Linked DNA regions of Mus musculus: regions 2 and 3 are each linked to region 1. A link is a loop called in an ENCODE intact Hi-C map of the cell type or tissue named here. Cell type or tissue: heart. All regions are shown on one strand. Each heading gives the region's core, and the rest is flanking DNA. Links, peaks and the distances in the headings are about the cores only. Region 1 holds the start of Slc16a12 (solute carrier family 16 (monocarboxylic acid transporters), member 12). Region 2 overlaps Slc16a12 (solute carrier family 16 (monocarboxylic acid transporters), member 12). Region 3 overlaps Slc16a12 (solute carrier family 16 (monocarboxylic acid transporters), member 12).

Region 1 (7,591 bases), core at 818-5,817:
TGTGTATTTCAACAGACCTTGCCTTCTAGTCTAGAAATAAGCTAAGTGAAGTCAGAGATGCTGTACCTGGGTCCAAGCTTCTTCTTCCTGCACAGTACAATGCTGTAGATTTTTCTGCTAAATAACTTGATTTGAGAACAGCCTATTAAATCGGTGACACTCTTAAGACTCCAGTTTGTTTGTTTGTTTGTTTGTTTGAGCTAAGGTTCTGTGTAGTCCAGGCTAGCATCATCCACTGTGTAGTCCAGGCTAGCATCCACTGTGTAGTCCAGGCTAGCATCCACTGGTAGGCTGACGATGTCCTTTAATGTCTGAGTTTCCTGCTTCTGTCTCACACACACAAGGAATGTGAGCATGCGGCACCATCACACCTGACTTATTTGGTGCTTGGATTGAACCCAGGACTTTGTGTATGGTAAATCGCATCCAACCAAGTGAGCTACATCAGAACCTGGCCTATTATTTTCGTGTATTTCGTGTATTTCTACATATTTCTATTTCATGTGTACTTTGTGGAGGTCGGAGAATAACCTGAAACAGTAAACTATTCTTTCCTTTCACCTTGCACGTCCCAGGAATTAACCTAATTTTCCCTGATGTTATCTTGTTTTGTCTTTTTTAAAGTCAAAGTTCTTCTTATATAGCCCAGACTGCACTCAAATTCGCCATCCCTATGCCGTAGCTTCCAAAGTGTGGCGATTATTGGCATGTACACATCACCAATTCCTAAGTCCCAAAGGTTAAAAAAGCCTGCTAGGGAGCATTCAGAGACAAACAAAATCTGAATACTGTCAAGGATAAAACAACAGAGACATTGCTCTTATAGCTCTGGGCTTTCCCAGCAGCCCTGTGAGTGGTGACTTTGAGGGAAGTCTGAAGATTCATCTTATTCCCCAGAACTTCTCAAAAGAACTGGTTGTCCTATATTATTGAAATAGAAGACAAGACCGATTTGCCCCTAAGAACAGTATTTAACTGGCAGAATGATTTTTCTCAAAGACAGAGTTCCCAAGCCTTTGACCTAAAGACCTCCATAGCCGAGGGCTCAGGGCTCACTGCTGACCCTGCATTTATGAGCTTATGATTAATGCTAATGAATTCTCCTTCTTGTGTGTGTTTTAAACACACATTTACTAATCCCTTAGATCTAAACTAGTTTCATACTAAGTGAAAATAGTCCTTAAATTCAGATTTAGACTTAGTGTGTAGGAAGGTCAACAGAGAGGGAAACAAACTTACAGAGAAGCCTGCAAGATGAGAAGGGCCTTAGCTAGGCAGGAATTTTGTTTGTGCAGTGCTGGGGATGGAACCCAGAGCTTCAGAAACATCTGTTTAAAAGTCTAGGGTGGAGCACTCGCTCCCTCACTCTACTCGATTGTTTTTAGAATGCCAGCACCAGGGCACTGACCTTGGAAGGACTGGGAGTTGAAGGCAAGCCTGGACTGAAAGACTCCGAGAGGAGCCCCTCGCTCAGGCCTCAGGACAATAGCGGACACCCAAGAACTCACAATAGACCAAGCTTGATGCAAACCACATGAGGCTTTATTGGGGAAAGCCAGAACTCTGGGGACGACTCATATCCCACGCAGGGGTAGAGGAGTGGACCCCGAGGGGAAAGAGGTCCCAGTTTTTATAGGCCCTCAGGGGAGAAAGGAGAAGGGGGGGGGGAGTAGGGGATTTCCAGATCTAAACAATGTCTATTCTCAAGAAATGGGTATGGGAGGGGTACAAGGAAAGAGTCTGGTGCAGGTGTAGCAACTCAGGATTGGCCGGGCTGTGGTTGCTGGGGAGATTTTCTGACTCTTTCTCAGCAAGCAATATCACAAACACCTGGCAATGGGCTTCATCAGTGGGCACACACTTGGGTTCAATGAACAGTCAAAACATTGGCAGACACACAGGTTCAAGGAGTGGCCAGAGCATTGTGCACCTCTATTTTTCTAAATCAGTGAAGCTAGTTCTGCTAACACTGACATCTATCTTGCCAATTCCAGGGCTTCTGTGTCCTTTTACATTCTGTCAGGATCTTTCAGGACCACATGGTATCACATGTTCTTCAAACACACAACCTTCGTGCCCAACAACAACAAATCCAAAGTACAATATTGCCTACTATTGACCAGTGGGTTCCCGTTCCTCTCAATTTTTCCTGAAAGCTTAATTTCTTTTCTAACTTTGCCGTTCGTCATAATCAGCCAGGACTTTTGTTGAAAAGAAGACATTTAGAGGTTGGCATTTCTAACCAGTTCCTAGCTTGCGTCCGTCTGAAGGACCATTCTGAATTGCGATAACTTCTATGAGCTTGAGTCTGACCTCGTCAGTTCAGAGACTTTGCTTTTGCCTAAAAGGATACCTGAGGGGATGGCTAGCCTGGAACCTGCAGCACACAGTGCCTCCTGGAGGGCGGGGCAAACACCATTTACCCCCCCCCCCCCAGCCCCAAACACACACACTGTTAATGAGCCTGTTAATGAACCTGTTAATGAACCCATTTTCTCCTCTCAGCAAGAGAGAGAAGCAAATGTTCTTTTATTTTATAGAGAAACTGAGACTCAGAGTTAAGTTGACTGCCCAAAGTCATGGGGCTTTGTGGGGCGAGTTGAACTCAAGTCTTTAGGACTGACTGATCTGTGTAATGGTCTGACCAGGGTCCCGGTCCTTGCAAGATGCACGTGCAGGAGACTTTGTACAGCTTCTACTCTTTGACCATGCAGGGACATATCTTTTTGAGAACACCCAGCCTTCTTTAGTGTAGGTCCCAGCTACACAAGACTGTTACAGAGAGAGCCCTGCAGTCCCCAGTGAGCTGGCTCACGACTCGCGGGCCTAAGCATTACATAACCTGGAGGCGCCCCTCCTCCCCGCGCCCCTCACCCGTGGTCAAGCCCCCAGCGCAGAGCGGATCCGGGGACAAAGCCCGTCCGCCGGCAGGGCAGAGTCACCCTCGGGGCTGCGGTGACTGAGAGCTTTGCTTCTCCGGGGCGGGGCGGTGGGATCTCCCTAGTGACAGTGTCCGGCGGGCGCTGCCTGCGGGCCCCGGCCCCTACGGCGCCTCCGCCCTGTGCGCTCCTCCGCCCCTCAGCCGGGACCGGACTCCAGAGCCGTGGGAAGGGGCCGCCGCGAAGGGGACATGTGGGCTCGCCGTCGCCAGCGTTGCAGCTGTCCCCGCGAGGTGAGCACCCGTGGGTCCCGGGATGTGGGCGGGCGGAGACCGGACAGAGGACAGCGGAGCGCACGCCGGAATCGGCGCTGTCCCGGTGCGGAAAGCTTTGCTTCTGTCCTTAAGGTTTCCCAACTCCGTAGAAACAGGTGGCTAGGAATCGAGATAGGGCAGCAGAGCTGGACCTAGACCTCGGGAAGGACGCAGGCGCTCCATTCTACATCTATCCCGGAGCTCAGCTGTGTCTAGATCCTAAGTCTGGCCACTTGTTGGGTTTAGAATGGAAGCACGTGCCCACTTGTCCTGTGTTCTGGAGTGTCTGGCTGGGTTTCCAGGCAGGTGGCTGCAGAGAGTGGCTTTGATCTGTGTCCTGTGATTTCCAGATGCGCATTTCCCAGGCAAGACAGACCGCCTTTCCCCCTGGGTTGTCCGGTGTTCTTGCTTTTTAACCCTCTCCTACCCACCAACCGTTTATTATCCTTAGGTGATCTCTTTAGAGCACACCGGCCTTCCCGTTTGGAATGAATTAAACTTAATTTCTCCAGTCGCTCCTTACCCTAAAGCAGCCAGCCCTGTATGTTTGGTGCAAACTGGTGATTCAGTGTTCTGGGCCACTCGCTTGCATTTTGTCTGGCCGCTGTTCTTCCCAGCTTTGCTGAGAGCTATGTGGGCATTCCAGCGTCTCTGCTAAACCTAGCCCAGAAGGAAAAAAATCTTCGGGCTTGCCAAGTTCAGGAAGACCCTGTGGCTACGGGTATTTGAGCTCACTAGCTGTTGAAATCTGCAGCTGCTGGCTGTGTAATTTCTCCCCCCCACCCCCACCCCCACCCCCAAGTCACACTAAACTACAGCTAATGGTGTGCTAGCCACCCGTGATGCCTGGCTTATGACTGTAGAAAGTGTGAGCTTTGGATACTGAGAGACTGGACACAATCACGTATTACTTACAGGATCTTAGAATTGAAATGAGTTTTAGAGAATCTATTAGATTCAAACCCTTCAGTTGAATAGCTTGGGAAGCTCAGAGCCATGTCTGCAAGGTTTGTTAAAACTTATATCTTTAAGTGTAGTTGGGACCAATATTGAAATCCAGGCTTTCTCCCTGTCGTCCTGGTCAGTGTTTAGGGTATTTTGCCTCTATGCATTTTAACAACAACCCCGGCACCATATGACTAGACCGGCCCAAGCATATAATTTTCTCATCCTTGTAATTACTCATCTGCTTTTAACCTGAGAGAGTTCTGAACTAGATGAGAGGTCGATTCAGTCAAACTGCCTTTGTTGTGTAAGTGTTAAAAGTTAAGAACACTTTAAACCTGGGATGATGGTACATGGCTGTAATTCCAGCACATCAGAGACGGGAGGCAGAGGACTCTTGGGAGTTCAAGATCAGCCTGAGCTACATAGTGACTGTCAGGCTAGTGAAGGCTACATAGGAAGACTCTATCTCAAAAAAAAAAAAAAAAAAATGGAGGGAAGAAAGGATGACAGGAAGAAAAGAAGGCACACATGGAGAGAAAGCAGGAAGGAAGCGAAGAAGGAGCCTCATGTTTAGGCAATGTTTAAAATTCTTCCCATATGAAGATGAATATGTGGATACTTCCCAAATAAACTCCCAGGAAAAGCAAGGATAAGTTGGAATAAGGTTCCTCTAGTGGCTCTGGAGTCCAGATTCTGTGCTTCTTCTGGTGATAAATGGCTAGTAATGAAGACATGATCTGAGTGATTTGCAATGCTGAGCTGTTGCAAGAAGCGTGGTCCGGAGGTTCGTCATGAGTAACTCGGTGATCTGGAACAGAAGTCACGGCTTAGATTTTAAAACTGTAGGCTGATTTAGCTAATACCACTGCAGCATATTGCATGCTTCTTCAACTTAATTCGATGTAATAGGTATTTATTGAGTGCCCACTGTATGCTCAGTGCTGTTTTGAGAATTGGGTAGGTGTCAGTGAACAAAATGAAGGACTTTGGCTCTGAAGAGCTCAACTTGAAGTTCATTAATCGAAAACTTCCCTGGAATTCTGTTAGCCAGGTGGAAGAGAATTTCAGTTTTACGTTAAGCAGGGAAACAAATGTGAATGTTCTGTCTTCAGATCCGGTCAACTTGCTGAACTTATAATCATGGGAAACGAACAACTCTCACAGTTGCTTTGATGTTCATGAACTGACTTGGGCTACACCGTCATGTGCCTTATTGGTAAACCTGTCACCATGGTAATTTTTCTCTTTGAATTACAGACATTCCAGATTTAACATTCTCTCAGCTGCATTTTCTTCAAAAAGCACAGTTTGCAAGCTCAGGCATGTCTGTAGTTGTTAATAGTGACTTATCGAAATGATCTAAATGAACTTGACAGGTTTTTGGTCATATAAAGCCACACCAAAAAATAAAAAAAAAAGTCAGTGCAGTGTTTGGGTTGTTTTTGCATTCTTCACTTAATCCTTAGGTTTTTTTGTTTGTTTTGTTTTGTTTTGTTTTTTGTTTTTAAGTTACAATCTGTAAGGTACTTTCTTGTGAGTACCTTTCATGACTATCTAAAAACTCACCCATTGCTATGGTAAGATTTAAGTGAGAAAAATCAAATCACAGTGGAATATGTTGGAGGATTTGAGCAGAAAAAAGATTCTCTGTTTCGTGTGTGTGTGTTTAGCAGGTTTAGGTTTGTACAGGTGAGCTTGCCCATGCACTTGTGAGTGGAGGCCAGGGACTGGAGTGGTGGAACTGGAATGCCTTTTTCTCTCTTCTTTACCTGATTGATTGATTGACTGATTGTTTGATTGATTGATTGATTGATTGATTTGCTTGAAGCAGTTCTTCTTACACGATTTGGAGCTCGCCCTCTGGGCTAGACTGACTATCCAGCAAGCCCCTGGCATCTTTCTGTCTCCACTGACTAGCACTGGGAATACCGACAAGTACTGTCACATTCTGCTTTTACTTGGTGTTGGGGATCCCAGCTCAGGAGCTTCATGTTTTAGTTGTAAGGACTTTACCCACTGAGCCCTCTCCCCAGGCCCTTGTTTCTAGTTTTAATTTCTTTTACATCAAGTCTATCAGGAAATCTCATTATCTAACAGGGCACTATTTTAAGTGGCCTTTATGAAATGCTTAGGTAAGGTCACAGCTTTTGGTGTTTGCTACACTGTTGGTTCCTTCCTTCCTTCCTTCCCTCCTTTCTTCCTCTCTCTTCCTTTCTTCCTTCCTTCCTTTCTTTCTTTCTTTCTTTCTTTCTTTCTTTCTTTCTTTCTTTCTCTCTTTCTTTCTCTTCCTTCTTTTTCTTTTCTTTTCTTTTCTTTTCTTTTCTTTTTTTTTTTTAGAGATGGCCTCACTATGTAGCCCTGGCTAGCCTGGAGCTTACTATGTAGACCAGGATAGCCTCAAACTCACAGAGATTTGCCTATTGCTTCCCAAGTGCAGGGATTAAAGGTGTGTGTGACCATGCCTGACTGTTTTCTCTGTTCACTTCAATTTGCTCCATCGTAGATGGTCCAGAGGAGTGAGTTGTTGTAGTCAGGTAGAATGTTGCAGATCACCTATTATTCCATAAGCACACTAATCTGTTGACTTAATAGATATTTATTGGATTGCATAGTAATAATTTGTGTAAAGACTGTATTTTGCTGGTGGTAGGAGGGGCTGTAAAAAGAATACACAGCTGAAGGCTGAGGTGGGTTACAGCCTGGCCTGGAAGAAAAGACATTGAAGGTTTATCCGGGCTACCATGACAGATAGATAACTTGGGAATGGAAAGGGAGGAGCCTGTGTGTAGGCTGTGAGGAGTTAAAGGCTGGGGAAGGCTTCAACAGAAATGTGGACACACTGGGTGGCTCCACAAAAGGTCAATAGCGTGGAAAAGCTTTGTTTCCCTTTTCTTTTGTTGTACTGAGATTGAACCCCAAGACTTACCTGCTGCACCAGCACCCAATGACTGAACCACCCCCTAGTCCCACTTTCTTTCTTCTACTTAAAAAAAGTTAATTTGACAATTTCATACATTAGATGTTTGATTATATTTACCCCTCTCTCAACTTCTCTCAGATTCACCCCCTATTCCATACCCACCCAACTTTGTACACACACACAACCTATGGAGTTCAATTTGTGTTGCCAATACAGTCTTGAGTATGCAACCATTCACTGGAATGGTAGATAGTCAACCTACCTAGGGACACACCATTAAAGAAAACCCATTCTCTTGACAGCTATCAATTCACAATAGATCCCTAAGTGGAGGTGGGACTTCATACCCACATCTCCCTTTCACGTCAAAATTTTGTTAGTTTGATCTTGTGCAGTACTCAGCCCCAAATGGGACATCTATACTATACCTCTTCACCAAAGACCCGCGGGATGTCTCAGAAAAGGCAAAAGCAGGGGCAGAAAGATGGTAGGAGCCAAAGGAGGTGAATGACCACAGCGAGTCAGTGTTT
Region 2 (7,591 bases), core at 881-5,880, 50 kb after region 1:
GCCTGCCTCTGGTCAAGACACAGGAGGAGAATGGGAAATCTGTGCTACTCAGAAACGTGGGAAATTTGCCATTCTTCACGTTGTAAGTCTAAGTCCTTTAATTCCCTGGGGTAACAATTTCCCCATAACATGGTCCATGCTTCATTGTCTGAAGATATAATTATTCTAAACAGAACTTACCTTCTCGTTTCTCAATATCTATGTACTTCTTGGCTTAGCCCAAATGATGGAAAGGGGCCATTGAGTGCAACTTTTTTTGAAAAAGAAAGGGCAGTTTATCATGAGTTACTCCAAAACTATGGGCTACTTTATAAATGCTGAAAAAGAGAAGGAATGAAGCCAATTAGAGTTTACAAACAGTGCTCATTCTACCAGGAGACTTAAAAACATACTAAGGAGGTTCTTGGTGCAGTGTTCTCATTTGGATATGAAGTATCATCTAAGAGGCTTATAGGTTTAGGGCTTGGTCCCCAGCCAGTAGCGCTTTTGAGAGTGATTGGTTCATGAGCATGTTAACCTTACCAGTAGTTTAATTTATTGATGTGTTCATAGCGGAGTAAGTTCTTAGCAATAGAACCTTCTAGGAGGAAGCACACCACTGGGCAGTGTGTACACACTCTCTTTCTCTGTATTTTTGTCTCTGTCTTTCAATCACTCATCTCTGTGTGTCTCTGCCAGTCTTTCCCTCTCCCTTTCTGTCTCTGTCTTTGTCTCTGTCTCTCTGTCTCTGTCTCTGTCTCTGTCTCTCTCTCTCTCCTCCCTCCTTTCCTAAGCAGCATGAGATGAGCAATTTTGCTCTAGCACACCCTTTGAGCCATATTGTTCTGCCTCACAGACTCAGCAGCAATGAAACTAGCCAACCATGAACTAAAAACACCAACCATCGTCTACTTTCCCTCGTTTAAATTGTTTTTCTCATTTTCCACAGAGACAAAAAGCTGACTTGCCACAACTGGCTATTTGAAGTAGAGACTATGTCTTAAGTAGTTTTGTGCCTTTTATATATATAAGTTAGGAAAAGAAGTGGTTCAGACAGGGTCATACCCCTGAATAGGGCCTCTTGGACACAGTCATTACAGCCATCTTGATTCACTCATCAGTTTTCCATGATAACCTCTTACCTCTATTATGGCTGCAAACTATATTATAGAGGAAGCAAATTGCTAACAGGTAAGACACTGGAAATTGGGGATGTTGCAGAAGGAAAGCAATGGAAAGTGACCATTCAGAGCTTCCAAAACAGGAGACTCCAGGACCGTGTTTCCATTCAGCTGCCTGCTGATGCATGAATTTGTGCATACCTATAGATAAAAGAGGTCACTTAACACTGAGGGTAGCAGGAAAGAGATACAGCCCATCCCCACAGTGTAGTGCTTTATAGCAAAGATATTGAATGTTAGCAACCCTTTGCAAATAATTAAATTCTTTAGAGTGCCAAGAGAATGAAGAGAATTGGAACTATATTCTAATTTGTACTAAAAGGGTAATTTTAGAAGGACATTCAAATACAGAATTTCTGATAGAGAAAAACCAATTCTGAAGCAAGAATAGGATGCAGAATACAATTATGTTTTAGCAATTGATGTAAAAGTACAATAAATTAGAGGAGTACTAGTAAACCAAAGAGTTGCATGATGGTAGTGCTCTCTTTGTTTATAGTTTTTTACATACTGGTGACTCGGTAAAAGATTTCCCGGGTGTTGTTCTGGCAAATATCAGGTGGGTTAATCATTTACAAGTTAATGTGATGGGAAAGTCTCCAGGAAGCTAGCTTTGCCATGCTGAACCTGCACATTTCTTTGTGAAGATACATCTATTTAAAAAAAAAAAAAAACCTTTTGAGAGAAACTCGAATGTATTGATTTGTGAGCAAGTATAATTATAATTCTAACCTTCTAGGGTCCCCTCTTCTCATCCTTTGTCATGTTTTAGCATTGTGTGGACATCATGTTGACAAATGTCCATGGTAAATTTGAAATCCCCCAGGTCAGGTGTCCAGCTGTATTATCTGAAGTCTGCTAGAGACATACATTGTCATTCATGTTCAAATGCAACATCATCGAGGGACTCTCTCTGAGGGGGAGCTTCTGCATTGAGAAAAGGAGAGAATGGTGTTCTTTCCCAAGGATTGTGCTTTCTTGGAGAAACCGTGAGGAACTATGTTGCCACTGAATGCTCTCAGCCTTCCTTGGAGTCCTGATGAGGCCAGTGCTTGCATTGTGGCCATTCAGGTTAACTTTGACTGACAGTAGACCTCCATTTATCATGTCACTACAACATGATGAGGAGTGTTGCAAAGTTTATTCAGATTTATACAGTTGTGCTTGTGTTTCTAAAGATGTCATTTTCTTTTAGTTAAGATGGTGTGCCATTGGGCCAGTGTAAATAAGGGAAGGAAAGAGGATGAGATAGGCTTTGATGTTGGTGCTGGGAGCTGAACCATTAAAGTTGTGAAGCCAATGGCTGAAATATCTGTCCAGCCATAGATTTATACACTTTTGTATTTTGTTAGTGTTCTTTATGAGCAGATTTTTTAAAAAGTGAATGGTATTTATTATCACATATTAATGTTTCATAATGATACTTTTTTTTCTCAGTTAAACAGGGCTGGTTTATTGAAAGCATACGCCAAGACTGATTGATCAGGGTCATAGCTCAGACTCAGGAACTGAAAGCTATGACCTTGGACATCGTCCAGAGTGAGTTTTCATAGGGAAAGAAAACATTTGCTCTGAAGAAGATACAGGATGGGTTGCAGGATGGTCAGCCTTCTTCCAAGTTTCTTTAGTAGTCCAGATAACAGTTCAAATTAACTTTTATCTAGCTTGGCTTTGAATGAAAGCCACAGTTGGGGAATTTCCACATATAATAAATAATAAATAGTAATAGTGAGAATCAGAACATAACAGGACATATGATCAACCTAATCTCATCCTGAGCCGAATTATTTTTCTATGTCCGTCCTTAACCTGCTTTTTGTGTCAGTCAGTAACATGGGATGCCTTAAACTTTTTAGTGTTGTAAACCTTTAACATTTTTTCTTTCAATTTTTGAAAATATTTATTCCTGGTATTATTACCATAATTTAAAGGGCAATATACCCGATATATGGAAAAGAAGAGAATAAAGAAGAAAAAGAAAAGAAAAGGTCAAAACTACAACATTAAAAAAAAACCCTCAGGAATGTATATTTAATTGAATTCATATTGCATTAATCACTTGCCATATTTTTTATTTTTTAGATATTTTCTTTATTTACATTATGAATGTTATCCCCTTTCCTAATTTCCCCTCTGAAAATCCCCTATCCCCTACCCCCTCCCCCTGCTCCTCAACCCACCCACTCCCATTCCTGGTCCTGGCATTCCCCTATACTGGGGCATGGAGCCTTCACAGGACCAAGGGCCTCTCCTCCCACTGATGACCGACTAGGCCGTCCTCTGCTACATATGCAGCTAGAGCCACAAGTTCCACGATAAGTTTTATAAAGACAATTTAATTCAAGTATATCATGCACTCACCTGTTTTCTTCCTCTTCCCTACTGCTAGGCCCCTTCCGGCCCCTAGACAGTCCAACTTCTGCTTTCATGACATATATGCATAAGTGATTTTTATTCATCTGTAAAGTCTTGGATTCACATATAAGACAAAACAAGCAGTATCTGCCTTTTGTAGCATTTTTATTTTATCCATTCGTCTTCCGATGAATACCTGGGCTGGCTCCATTACTTGGCAATTGCAAACAGTGTACAGTAAAGGTTCATGAGCAAGTTTCTCCAGTTTGTTGACTTAGAGTGTGTTGGCATTGTCCCAAGAGTGGTGCAGCTGGAAGGTATACAGTAGTTTCCGCTTTAGTTTTTGAGGACTCTCCATGCTGATTCTCAGAGTGGCTGGAGTAATTTGCATTCCCATCAACAGTATATATGGCTTAATTTCCTCTACATCTTCAGCAAGATTTATTGATGTTTACGTAATGGTGCCCATTCTGACTGGGGCAAGAGGAGAATCTTGATATAGTTTAAAATTGCATTTTTCTGATGTGATTAAGAAAGTTGAATACTTCATCTTTTAAAGGCTACTTGTTTACTTCATTAGCCTATATATTGATTGGATTCTTTGGATAGGAGGTAGGTTTTTAAAAGTTCTTGTATAATGTTACTATCAGTCCCCTGTACACTGTATAACTAGCAAGGACTTTCTGCTGTTTTGTGAGCTGTCTCTTTACTTATTATTTCCTGTGCTGTAAGAAGCTTTTTAACCTTCTAGAACCCCATTTTTCAGCTCCCGGTTTTACTCCCTGCATTCTTGGAGTCCTTTGCAGAAAGACTTTGCTATGCTTTTGTCTCAAGCTGATCTTCCTGGATCCCGCTATTCATTTCAGAGCTTCAGATCTTGCATTAAGATCTTTGATCTATTTTGAATTATTTTCTTTTAGTTTTGCAAGGTGAGGGCTTGGGACCTACATTCATATTTCTGAACGTGAGAGTCCAGCTTTCCCAGTTCAGCCTGGCCAGGAGCTCTTTGTCCATGTACTTTTTTATACTTGTATCAAACATTAGGTGGCTATAGCTGCATGCATTTAATTCTGAGTGCTCTTTTATACTCCATTGATATACATGCCTGGTTTTGTTTTTTTGTTTGTTTCTTTGTTTGTGTGTTTTGTTTTCGTTTTCCTAGTAGCTATTTATGTTGTTGTGGCCCTGTGGTATAGCAGGAAATCAGATGCTGTGATGCCTCTAACGTTATTCTTTTTGCTTATGATTGCTTTCACTGTTAGGGCCTTTCTATGCTCCCATATGAATTCTGTGGTTTGTCCTCTCCTAGTTTTGTGAAGAATGTCATTGAAATTTTGAAAGGGATTGGATTGAACTTAAAAATTGCTTTTGGTAGTTTGGCCATGTTCCCTGAACTGTTTCTTTCATTAATGAGCACGAGACATCCTTCAGTCTCCCAGTATCTTTGATTTCCTTCTTCAGTGTTTTATGGTTTGTAATTGTAGAGATTGTTATGTCCTTTGTTTAGGTTTATTTCAAGATACTTTTTGAGGCAATTGTAAGTAGGATTATCTCCCTGATTTTTTAGCAGTGCGTTTGCTATCAGTGTATACAAAGGCGACTGTCCTTCTTTTCTTTTAGCTACTGATTTTCATGTGATAATTTTTTTTGCCTGCCATTATTTTTCTGAAAGTGTTTATCTGCTCTAAATTTTCTAAAGAGGTCTTTTGGACCTCACATATAGAATCCTATCTCCTGCAAATCTGGGTGCTTCGACTTCTTTATTTCCTGTTTATATCCTTTTTATTCCCTTCCTTTTGTCTCATTGCTCTAGGAAAGATATCAAACAATTAAAATTATTAAATAAAAGTGGCAAAAGTAGACCTTGTCTTCTGATTGTAAGTGGAATCCTTTGAATTCCTGCACCACCTCATGTATATAATGTTGGCTATAGGTTTGTATTTTATATCCTTTATTAGGTTAAAGTAAATTCCTTCTTCCGGTATTTCATCATAAAGGGATGTTAAACTTTGTCAAAGGCCATCTCACCATGTGATTTCTGTCTCTAAGTCTGTATGCTATTTATTGATTTTTGTGTGTTGAGTCTTACATTAATTCTCTAGGAAGAAGCCATCTTGGTATGTAAGACTTTTCAAAAGTGATGAATGACTTTTCAAATGTGGTTGAACTCAGTTTGCAAGTATTTTATTGAGAATGTTTTCATTCATATGTATCAGAGATATGAGCATATAATTTCCTTTCTGTTCTGACCTTATATGGTCTTGATATCAAACTAATAAAATGTGTTTGGTGGCATCTCTTTCCTTTCTATTTTATGAAATGATTTATGGGCATGGCGAGTACTATAGAGATCAGACAGAATACACCTGTAAATTCATCTGCACCTGTGAATTCATCTACACCTGTGCTTTTGTAATACTCCTATGGTTGTTCATAAAATATCTGTCTAAGTTGTTCATATTCTTTGGTTTAATATTGGTAGATCACCTGTGCCTAGAAATGTACTCATTTCTCTTTGATTTTTCCAACTTACTGAATATAGATTTTCAAACAGTTTTCTGTCGATGTCTGTTGTAAATATCTTTTATATATTTTTTTCTTTTCAAAAGGAAAGGGGAAAAGGAAAACATTCACAAGGAAAAAGCTCACAATGTTTTAAACATAAAGTTTTGTGATAGGTTTATGCCTGTCCTACAGTCTATAGGTTAAAAAATTCTGAAATACATCGTTGTAAACTCTAATGACTTCTAGACTTTCTATATTGTATATTGTATATATTATATAATATATATATTGTCTTAGTCAGGGTTTCTATTCCTGGACAAAACATCATGACCAAGAAGCAGTTGGGGAGGAAAGGGTTTATTCAGCTTACACTTCCATACTGCTGTTCATCACCAAGGAAGTCAGGACTGGAACTCAAGCAGGTCAGGAAACAGGAGCTGATGCAGAGGCCACGGAGGGTATTTCTTTACTTACTTGCTCCTCCTGGCTTGCTCAGCCTGCTCTCTTATAGAACCAAGACTACCAGCCCAAAGATGGCACCACCCACAAGGGGACCTCCCCCCTTGATCACTAATTGAGAAAATGCCTTACAGCTGGATCTCATGGAGGCATTTCCTCAACTGAAGCTCCTTTCTCTGTGATAACTCCAGCCTGTGTCAAGTTGACACAAAACTAGCCAGTGCATATATGTATATATACATACACACATATGTATATATACATGTATGTATATATATATATATATATATTTATGAAAATGAAAGAAAATAAACTGGGAAAGAGATTACTAAAGGTTACGACAGAGCTGGTGCATAAGACTAGGGACTAGGGAAATGCCCAGTGAAGGAAAGGAACAGAGTTGGGACAGGTATCATCTGCCTCTGTAAGGAACTGAGTCGGGTACCATCTGCCTCCATGCCCACTCACCTGAAAGCACATACCAGTCTGTCTCTATGCTTTCTTTCTCTGCCATTTGGGTTGGTGTCTGGTATCTTCTGATGAGACCAGAATCTCTGTAGCATTTCACTTCCCTATAACGAGAGGGTATGGCTAGATAGGGCAGTAGGTGATAATACTCAACTACTATACACTTAAGAAATTAAAGCCTGTGGGGACTGGAGATGTTTGTAGCTCTTCAGTAAGGCACTTGCATAGCATACCCTGGGTTTGATGCTCAATACACACACACGCACACACACGCACACACACACACACACACACACACACACACACACACGAAACAAAGGAAGGAAGGAAGGAAGAGAAAGAAAGAGAGAGAGAGAAAGGGAAAGAAAAGAAAAGAAAAGAAAAGAAAAGAAAAGAAAAGAAAAGAAAAGAGAAGAGAAGAGAAGAGAAGAGCAGGGAAAGAAAAGAGAAGAGCAGGGAAAGAAAAGAACAGGGAAAGAAAAAAAAAGCATTATAAATGCTACAGAAAGTCCAGCTACTCTGTCACTATAGTAATTAGGATTTGCTCTAACCTGTTGAATACAATTCCAAATATAGAAACCCAAGTCTAATGAATACATAGTTATCACCTGTGTGGATTACGAATGTCCAGAGCTGGAAAGGCT
Region 3 (7,591 bases), core at 1,644-6,643, 62 kb after region 1:
CTGAGCTTTGTGATTTAGATGAAATGGGCTTGCTAATCCCTGCTTCATGGAGGGGCTAAGAGACTTATATCTATGGCTACCAGGACAGAGATGAAGAGAGACTTAATTTTGCTTTTTTTTTTTTTACTACAATGCTCACACTCATAATCTATAGACATTTAAAGTACACACACAAACACACACACACACACACACACACACACACAGAGAGAGAGAGAGAGAGAGAGAGAGAGAGAGAGGGAATTCACTATTGCTTTCTCTAGAATATAACTAAATAAGTTCTTATCCTATTCTCACGCATATACTACACTTTGATCCCCATTCACACTTGTGGCTTATCTTCAGTATCATCAAGAGAAGCTATAGTATTAGGCACAGACTTTTTAAATGTGTTGGTTATGGGAAGCATTGTCTACAGGTGGGCTACTCCTATCCAAGGAGCTGTCATGACAATAACAATAAGTCATGGTGCCAAGAGCATACATCTCTCTAAACTCTACCTTCTCTGTTCTATTGATACTCAGCCATAGGAGATAGCACACCAATTCCTGTACCAACAAGTCCACACGAGTGACTGTTTGTATGCATTCAGTGAACTTTCTGGAACTACAAGAAGTGTTTAGAGTATGAGTGTGTGTGTGTGTGTGTGTGTGTGTGTGTGTGTGTGTGTGTGTGTGATGACATGTATCAGGAGTTTGGAAGACCATCAGTAAATGGATATCTTCCCTTATTTGATAGGATGTTGAATCCATTGGCTACCACTAAAGGCTAAAAACCTTTTATCTTCTGTAGGTTGTACTTTTTAGTTTCTATTTCAATTCATTTAAAATCTGTTCCATTGATGATTATCTTCCATTCATTGAAGATATGACTCTCTCTGTACTAGAGGCTTCTAAAGAAGTAGATTGATTGGCAATCTTATGGTAGACTCATGCACAATTGACTGAGATACAAATAAAAATACCTGTATTGACTTGAGTTCTATTAAGTTGGGTGACCTTTGGTGATAGTCAAGGGACTCAGCACCCTGTCAAATAAAAGAAGTCACCCTTTTATGGGTGGCCTTTTCAGCTCATGATGTAGATCATCAAAATGCTATATTAACTTTGGTCAGTATGGAATTAAAATATGATCGGCAGCAAGACAAATTCAGGCCTGGAGATTCAGGGTTGGCTTTCTAGAGAAGTCCTTGAAGTAAAGTCTTAAGGGATGGAAATAATTTGGCCTGGCAAAAATGAAGGAGGAAGATGTCTCAGCCTGCACCAGTACCTGCCCTTCTTCACCATGCCGAAACTGCCATACATTCAGTCAGAAACCAGAAAAGAAGACCATGGCTCCAAGTCAAGGCAGAATACCAGACTGAAGTCAACAGAGGAGATCAAGACAAGAACACTTAAGCAGAATAAAGGCAGAAAAGAAAGTGAGATGATGTAGCCAGCCCAGGAATCTAAATGTCACACATCAAGAAGCAGCCAAGAAGACTGGATGTGAGAGCAAGAGAATCGAACCAGGGCAACCTGCCTAACAGATAACCAGCATCTACTGGACAAGCACCTTAACACAAAACATCTTGCATTCTGATGGTAAAATTCAAACATGTTGAAAATATATAAAATATTTTTCTTCCCTACTTACTAACTCAATTTCACTGCCTAAAATTAACCTCACCGATATTTTTTTTAAGTTCAGTCTCAAGAGGAAAACAAAAAGCCTTCTCAACCTTGAGCTAACCTAAGTGTACATTCTTGTTACTTACATAAGCAGGATCATTTTTGATATGTTGTTCTGTCCCCCCCTTAATAATTTCTCTTGAGACTGTTATGTATCAACCACTAAGGTTCTACCTTATTGGAAAATAGTTGCTTAGAATTCTACTACGTGCTCTTATGCTCTTGCCTCTCTCTTGCCTCTTGCCCCCTTACCCCCAATTCCCTCCTCCACGTGGTCATGGCCGGTCCCCATTTCTCTATTCTCTCCTTCTCTCTGCCTTTCTCTGTCTCTGCTACCCTCTTAACTGCCCTCCCCATGCTCTGAATAATCTCTATTCTATACAAAAAAAAAAAAGAGGAATTCTATCACATACTTTTATCTACAATTATTTGATACATTTTTATTGATGTGATTTTATATCGTCTTCTGGTTTTTGCTTTTATAAACAATGCTATAATTATAACTCAAGTCATTTAAACATTCTATCTCAGCTCTAGCCTTGTACTTTGAAAAAACTTAAATTTTAAAGTTCAACAGGCAATGAAAGCAGTCATTATTATTTATTTATATCTTCTACTTATTACTATGTATTGATTATTTCTTTTTTCTTTAAGATGTCTTTATCAAAATACATTATTAACTTAAGGATCATATTTAAAGTGCAATTACATGAATTATCTACATATATTAACAACTTGAATGGTTACTTTAGAAACAAAAATTTTATTTAAATATTCAAACAAAACAATATCCTAGGTTTGAGACTTTGTGTTGCCTAGATTTCCTGAGTTCAAATAAACTGAGTAGAAATAAATTTCTGGAGTTCTTTGGAGTTTTGGAGATTTTTTCAAACCCTTTTGAGTCAGGATAAAAATGAAGTGATTGTAACGTTACCGAGCATTTACTTTGTCCTTGTTGGCATGCTTTCAGATAGTTTTCGTGAAGTCATTCCCCACCACATTATAGGATTAGTCAAGGGATATGACAGAGATTTTAGCTAGTCGTCTACAACATCGCTGTGAGTCAGTTCTTGATCCAACTTAGCGTAGCTAGGACAGTGTCAGAGCAGTGGTGAGCTTGAGCTTAACAGGTCATAAAGCTCATTGACCTGTTGAGTCAGATCATCTTTAAGAAAGGGGGTTTGGTTATAAGTGATGACACTGGTTGTGATCTGTTTCTATATTTTGGGGAACAAGTCCTATCAGACCCCAAAGGCTGAAGAGACAACATGAGATGCATCATTCTGATCTTTGTGAGTCATGCTTATAAAAATGCTTGCTCTCTAGATGAAGAAATTGGAACCCTGAGAGATCAGCAAGCTTCCTCACTCACTGTTTCCGTGGGTATGAATCTGGAATAAGAGCTTTGCTTTCCTGACTCTTGTTATTGCAAGCATCCGGATGCATGTGTGCTCCTATTACAATTCAATTTATTTCAGATATCCCTGGATTTTAAATCTTACAACACAAACCTTCCTCAACGGGAAAGCTCTATGGTCATTTCTCTCCTTTTTTAAAGAGGTGAAAAATGACCGTATTATTTCTTTTCACTTAATTATTTTTCATTTGTCACTTGGTCCTCTTCCCATTGAGTGACATAACCATCTTTCTGAACTTCATGAGTGTTGAAATGCTCATAAAGGTGGATGTGGTCATTGAACTTTGACCTCTGACTAAGGTTCTCAACTTTCCAGAAATGATTTTCAGATCCAAAGTTTTACTGATAGGACTAGTCAACTCATTTCAGAAACAATCAAATAACCTGTGCCCTCAGGGGTTCACAGAGATTCAACTGCCAACCAGAGAGCATGCATCAGTCTGACCTAGGCCCTCTGCACATATGCAACAGTTCTGCAGCTGGGTCTTCATAGGGGATTCCTAAAGTGGGAGCAGGGGCTGTCTGACTACATTGCCTGCCTTCAGATCCCTTTTTCCTTACTGGGCTTCTTTTCAATAAAAGAAGAAGATGTGCCTGATTTTGCTACAATTTGCTATGTTAAAGCTGGCTGATACCCATGGGAGGCGTCCTCATCTCTGAGGAGAAGGGGAGGAGAGATGGATGGCGGGATGGATGGGAGATAAGAGAGAGGGACTGAGAAGAGAGGATGGAGGGGACACTGCAATCAGGATGTAAAATAAATAAATAACTTAATTAATTTAAAAAAAAGGCAAAGCAAAATTTTTAAGAAATCACAAGGGACAGCACAGTAATATTATGTTCCCCAGAGCGATTTGGTGAAGAGACTGGTTTATAATTTCAAAATATCTTGCCATTTTCTCAACTACTCTTTACTGTCACTTCTGCACCTTTTTCACTGATAGTGGTGATTCATTCTGTGTTTTCATAGCCTGTTTGGATGCTCCAGCTTGCCTCTGCAGTGCCCTCTGGTGGCACTGCCACCCTATCTTCCTCCTCTCTCTCCAGTGGAGCCTTTCACTTCCTTACATTCCAGTCAGATTCTCTATCAAGGGGCTCCCCTCCCTCCCTCCCTCCCTCCCTCCCTCCCTCCCTCCCTCCCTCCCTCCCTCCCTCCCTCCCTCCCTTCCTTCCTTCCTTCCTTCCTTCTTCCCTCCCTCCCTCCCTCCCTCCCTCCCTCCCTCCCTCCTTCCTTCTTCCTTCATCCTTCTTTCATTCTTCCTTCCTCTTTCACCTTCCTTCATTGTCTTCTTCTGTTGAACAATTTTTATAAGCACCCAATTCATGACAGATACTATACTAGATGTTTGGAATTTAGTGTGAACTAAGACATATATGTCTTCCTCTGTCACAGCGCAACGTCTAGTGGACAATACAAACAAGTGGAAAGGGAGTTGCCAGACCACAGATGAGCATGCCACATGTAGAGGACGAGTACGAGAAGCATCCATTCCTGTCTTGAGCAATAAGGGAGCAGTCAAGGAGGATTTCCTGGAGGTGTGGAATGGCTAACTATCTGAGATTAAAACGAGCACTTAGAGGAGAATCACAGAAAAAGCTATAATGTACGGACGTGCATAATACACAGGGACTGTGTTGAACGAGGTAGAAAGAGGTGACTGAAGTGAAGTATGCAAACAGTGGGCAGAAAGGAGCATGGACACCAAAGACTTGCAAGTCAGGCTAAAATGTTTGAAATGCCAGCATCTGTTCTAGGAAGGCACTGTTTGCAGAATGCGCTGAAGACAGCTAAGTGCTAATGGAGAAGCATCACTTAGGAGCTTTGGGCTACAGTTCAGGGGAAAGGTGTTGCCGTCAATTATGAACAATAAGGGCGATGGAGACCCATGGAGGGATTTGAAGGCTCTGAAGAGGGGTTGGAAAACTTGATGACTAGATCACTTGTCGGCAGTCAGGCTCATTTTGGTTTCCAAGGCTTGTTGGCAATGTCTGGAGACATTTGGAGAAGATGCTGGAGATGCTTCTAAGCATCCTGCCACACAGGATGAATCTCGCCCAGCCCCACAGTCAATGCTGTTCTACTGAGAATCCTGGGTGATGGATAACTCAACCATTTTGATAATGAGGCTATGTACGTTAACTCACAACTCATTCTGATTGAAGGCTAAGTAGTTAGGAGAAGATGATAAGACATTTTAGTTCCAGACAAGAAGCAGCAGAAGAAGGGGACTTCACAAGATTTTAGTTATTGCTTTTACTATATTGGTGTTTGTTTTTTTAATTAAAAAATTTAAATTAGCCCTCTGCTGTTTGGTAATTGAGGTGGCCATCACAGACTCTGGGTCTCTTTTTTCATCGCAGACACTTCTACTGCAAAGATGGCCAATGTTCCTAAAACCCAAAGGACTCTTTGTAAGACATGTGGCAAGTATCAGCCTCACAAAGTTACCCAGTATAAGAAGGGCAAAGATTCCCTGTATACCCAAGGGTAGTGGTGCTATTATTGCAAGCAGAGTGGCTACGATGGGCAAACAAAGCCAATTTCCCAAAAGATGGCCTAAACCACAAAGAAGTTTGTGCTCAGGCTTAAGTGTGCTGAACCCAACAGAAGATCCAAGAGCATCCTGGCCATTAAGAGGTGCAAGCATTTTGAACTGGGAGGTGACAAGAAGAGAAAGGACCAAGCGATCCAGCTCTGAAACTTGTATTGTCTGAAAGGAAAACATGAAAGCAGTAGGAAAACGATCTGTTAGAAAAGAAATTTATTGTCAGTGATACAAAATAAGTTTAAATTAGCATACAAGATACTAGATATCATTACTGCATTTTGAATGATTTGTTTTAGTGATTCTTACCCCAACCCATTCCCCCCACCTTTCTGCTACCCCTAACTTCTCTTGTGTGGTGGCCCCAGCATCTACCTCTTGTTGTATTCCTGTGTCCTTTTGCTTACCTTTCATCCTTTCTAGGTACCTACTTGTCCCCTCTCTTGGTCTCCTTTTGAGTTTTTTTAGACTCTGCACACACTTACATGTGTGTATAAATGCATATGTAAAGACTAGGATCTGCATGTGAGGAAGCATAAGGCTTTTGTCTTCTGAGTTTGGGTCACCTCAAATTCAAAAATTCTATAGGGTATGTGTTCCACATTTCCACTGTTCATTTATCTGTTCCATTTCCTCCCCATTATGTGTAGAGCACTATAAACATGGTTGTGGAAGTAACTCTGTGGTATGGTATGGAGGTTGGGAGGTGTATGCTCTGGTATAGTGTAGCTGAGTCTATTTAAACTTTTTGAGGAAATGCCCTACTAATTCTCACAATGATTTTACTAGTTTGCACTCCCACCAGCAGTGGACAAGGGTTCCTCTTTCTCCACACCCTTGCCAACATTTGTCAGATTGTTAGCTAAAATGAGGTAGCATTGCAAAGCAGTTTTAATTTGTACTTTCCTGATGACTAGGGATATCAACCATTTTTTTAAAAATACTTATTGGCCATTTATATTTCTTCATTTGTAAACTTTCCATCTCCTGGATCCACTTGCTGATTAACACCAGACATTCTTTTACTTATTTCTGTAGTTCTTTATAAACTCTTGGCATTAGCCCCATGTCTAATGGAGAGCTGGTGAGGATTTTTTCCCACTTTATGGGTTGCTTGTTTGCTCTGCTGATGGCTTCTTTTGCAGATATTTGTCAGTGACTATCCTTGATATCAGTATCTTGGGAAGGAAGCAAGATCAACAGATGGGGCCCTTACATTTTCATTGAAGGGTTCTTGCTTTTCTTGCTGCTCCGAATTAAAACTGGCTTCGTGTTTTTAAGAAGTTCTAATGTATTTTCATTCAAATTAAAGTCGACAGTTGTCTGAGTAATTTATGTGCATTGTCTGTGCTGTTGAGGGTGTGTGTGTATGTGTGTGTGTGTATGTATGTGTGTGTGTGTTAAAATTACACATTCAAAGAACCCTAGGATCTGCCTGGTTTCCTCTCCCTAGCACTGGTGTTACAGGTAGATTGTGCCACACTTAATTTTTCCACAAGTTCTGGGGATCCAAACTCAGCTCCTCTTGTTTGCTCAGGAAGCATACGATCCACGGAGCCATCTTCGGCTTCCTGAGAAGGCACAGAAGTTAGGAGTAACCCTCTTGTCCTCTTCCTCTGTGCCACACTCTCACCATAGGCGATGGAGATTGTGAGCCTTAGGGTAGGTACCTTTGCCTCTTTCTGTTTTGGAACAAGTTTGGGTCCAGAAAGAAAGCGTGGCCTGTCTTGGGTAGTTAGACCTTTTCCATGACTCTCACATGCTCACTGTCATGGGTGTAATTCATTCATGTGCTAGCTGTGAGTCCTACTAAGGTCCATGCATTCATGTGCTACCTGTGAGTCCTACTAAGCTCCCTTGGACTATAGGTCAACCAGAATTCTGTGCACATGAGACATCTCCAACACTCCATGTAAGAGGGGTAGCAACGGGTACATATAGGGCACGTGGATCCTTTG

Evidence for each region. A loop is a pair of places that touch in the nucleus more often than their neighbours do. Peaks named below come from ENCODE experiments on the same cell type or tissue, not always from the same donor. Only the 100,000 strongest peaks of a DNase experiment are listed, where the experiment ranks them.
Region 2: a loop joins it to region 1, with 1.8 times the contacts of the local background. A loop is called at or near these places in 8 of 42 quality-filtered maps.
Region 3: a loop joins it to region 1, with 2.1 times the contacts of the local background. A loop is called at or near these places in 7 of 42 quality-filtered maps.

Annotation. Positions count from the first base shown.
Region 1 is chr19:34,742,647-34,750,237 of GRCm38, reverse strand. It overlaps Slc16a12 (solute carrier family 16 (monocarboxylic acid transporters), member 12), which reads left to right and starts at 2,910. Exons shown (of 7, transcript NM_172838.4): 1 at 2,910-3,172. In heart, for the core only: no CTCF peak of the experiment used is centred there; a DNase peak (open chromatin) is centred at 2,917; H3K4me3 peaks cover 2,897 bases; H3K27ac peaks cover 2,094 bases.
Region 2 is chr19:34,692,754-34,700,344 of GRCm38, reverse strand. The region is part of intron 1 of Slc16a12 (solute carrier family 16 (monocarboxylic acid transporters), member 12); the gene reads left to right. Among named protein-coding and RNA genes, the nearest start is that of Slc16a12, 51 kb to the left of the region's middle. In heart, for the core only: no CTCF peak of the experiment used is centred there; no DNase peak of the experiment used is centred there.
Region 3 is chr19:34,681,556-34,689,146 of GRCm38, reverse strand. All of the region lies in intron 2 of Slc16a12 (solute carrier family 16 (monocarboxylic acid transporters), member 12), which reads left to right. It also overlaps the pseudogene Gm46654. Among named protein-coding and RNA genes, the nearest start is that of Ifit1, 44 kb to the right of the region's middle. In heart, for the core only: a CTCF peak has its summit at 4,079 (motif pointing left); no DNase peak of the experiment used is centred there.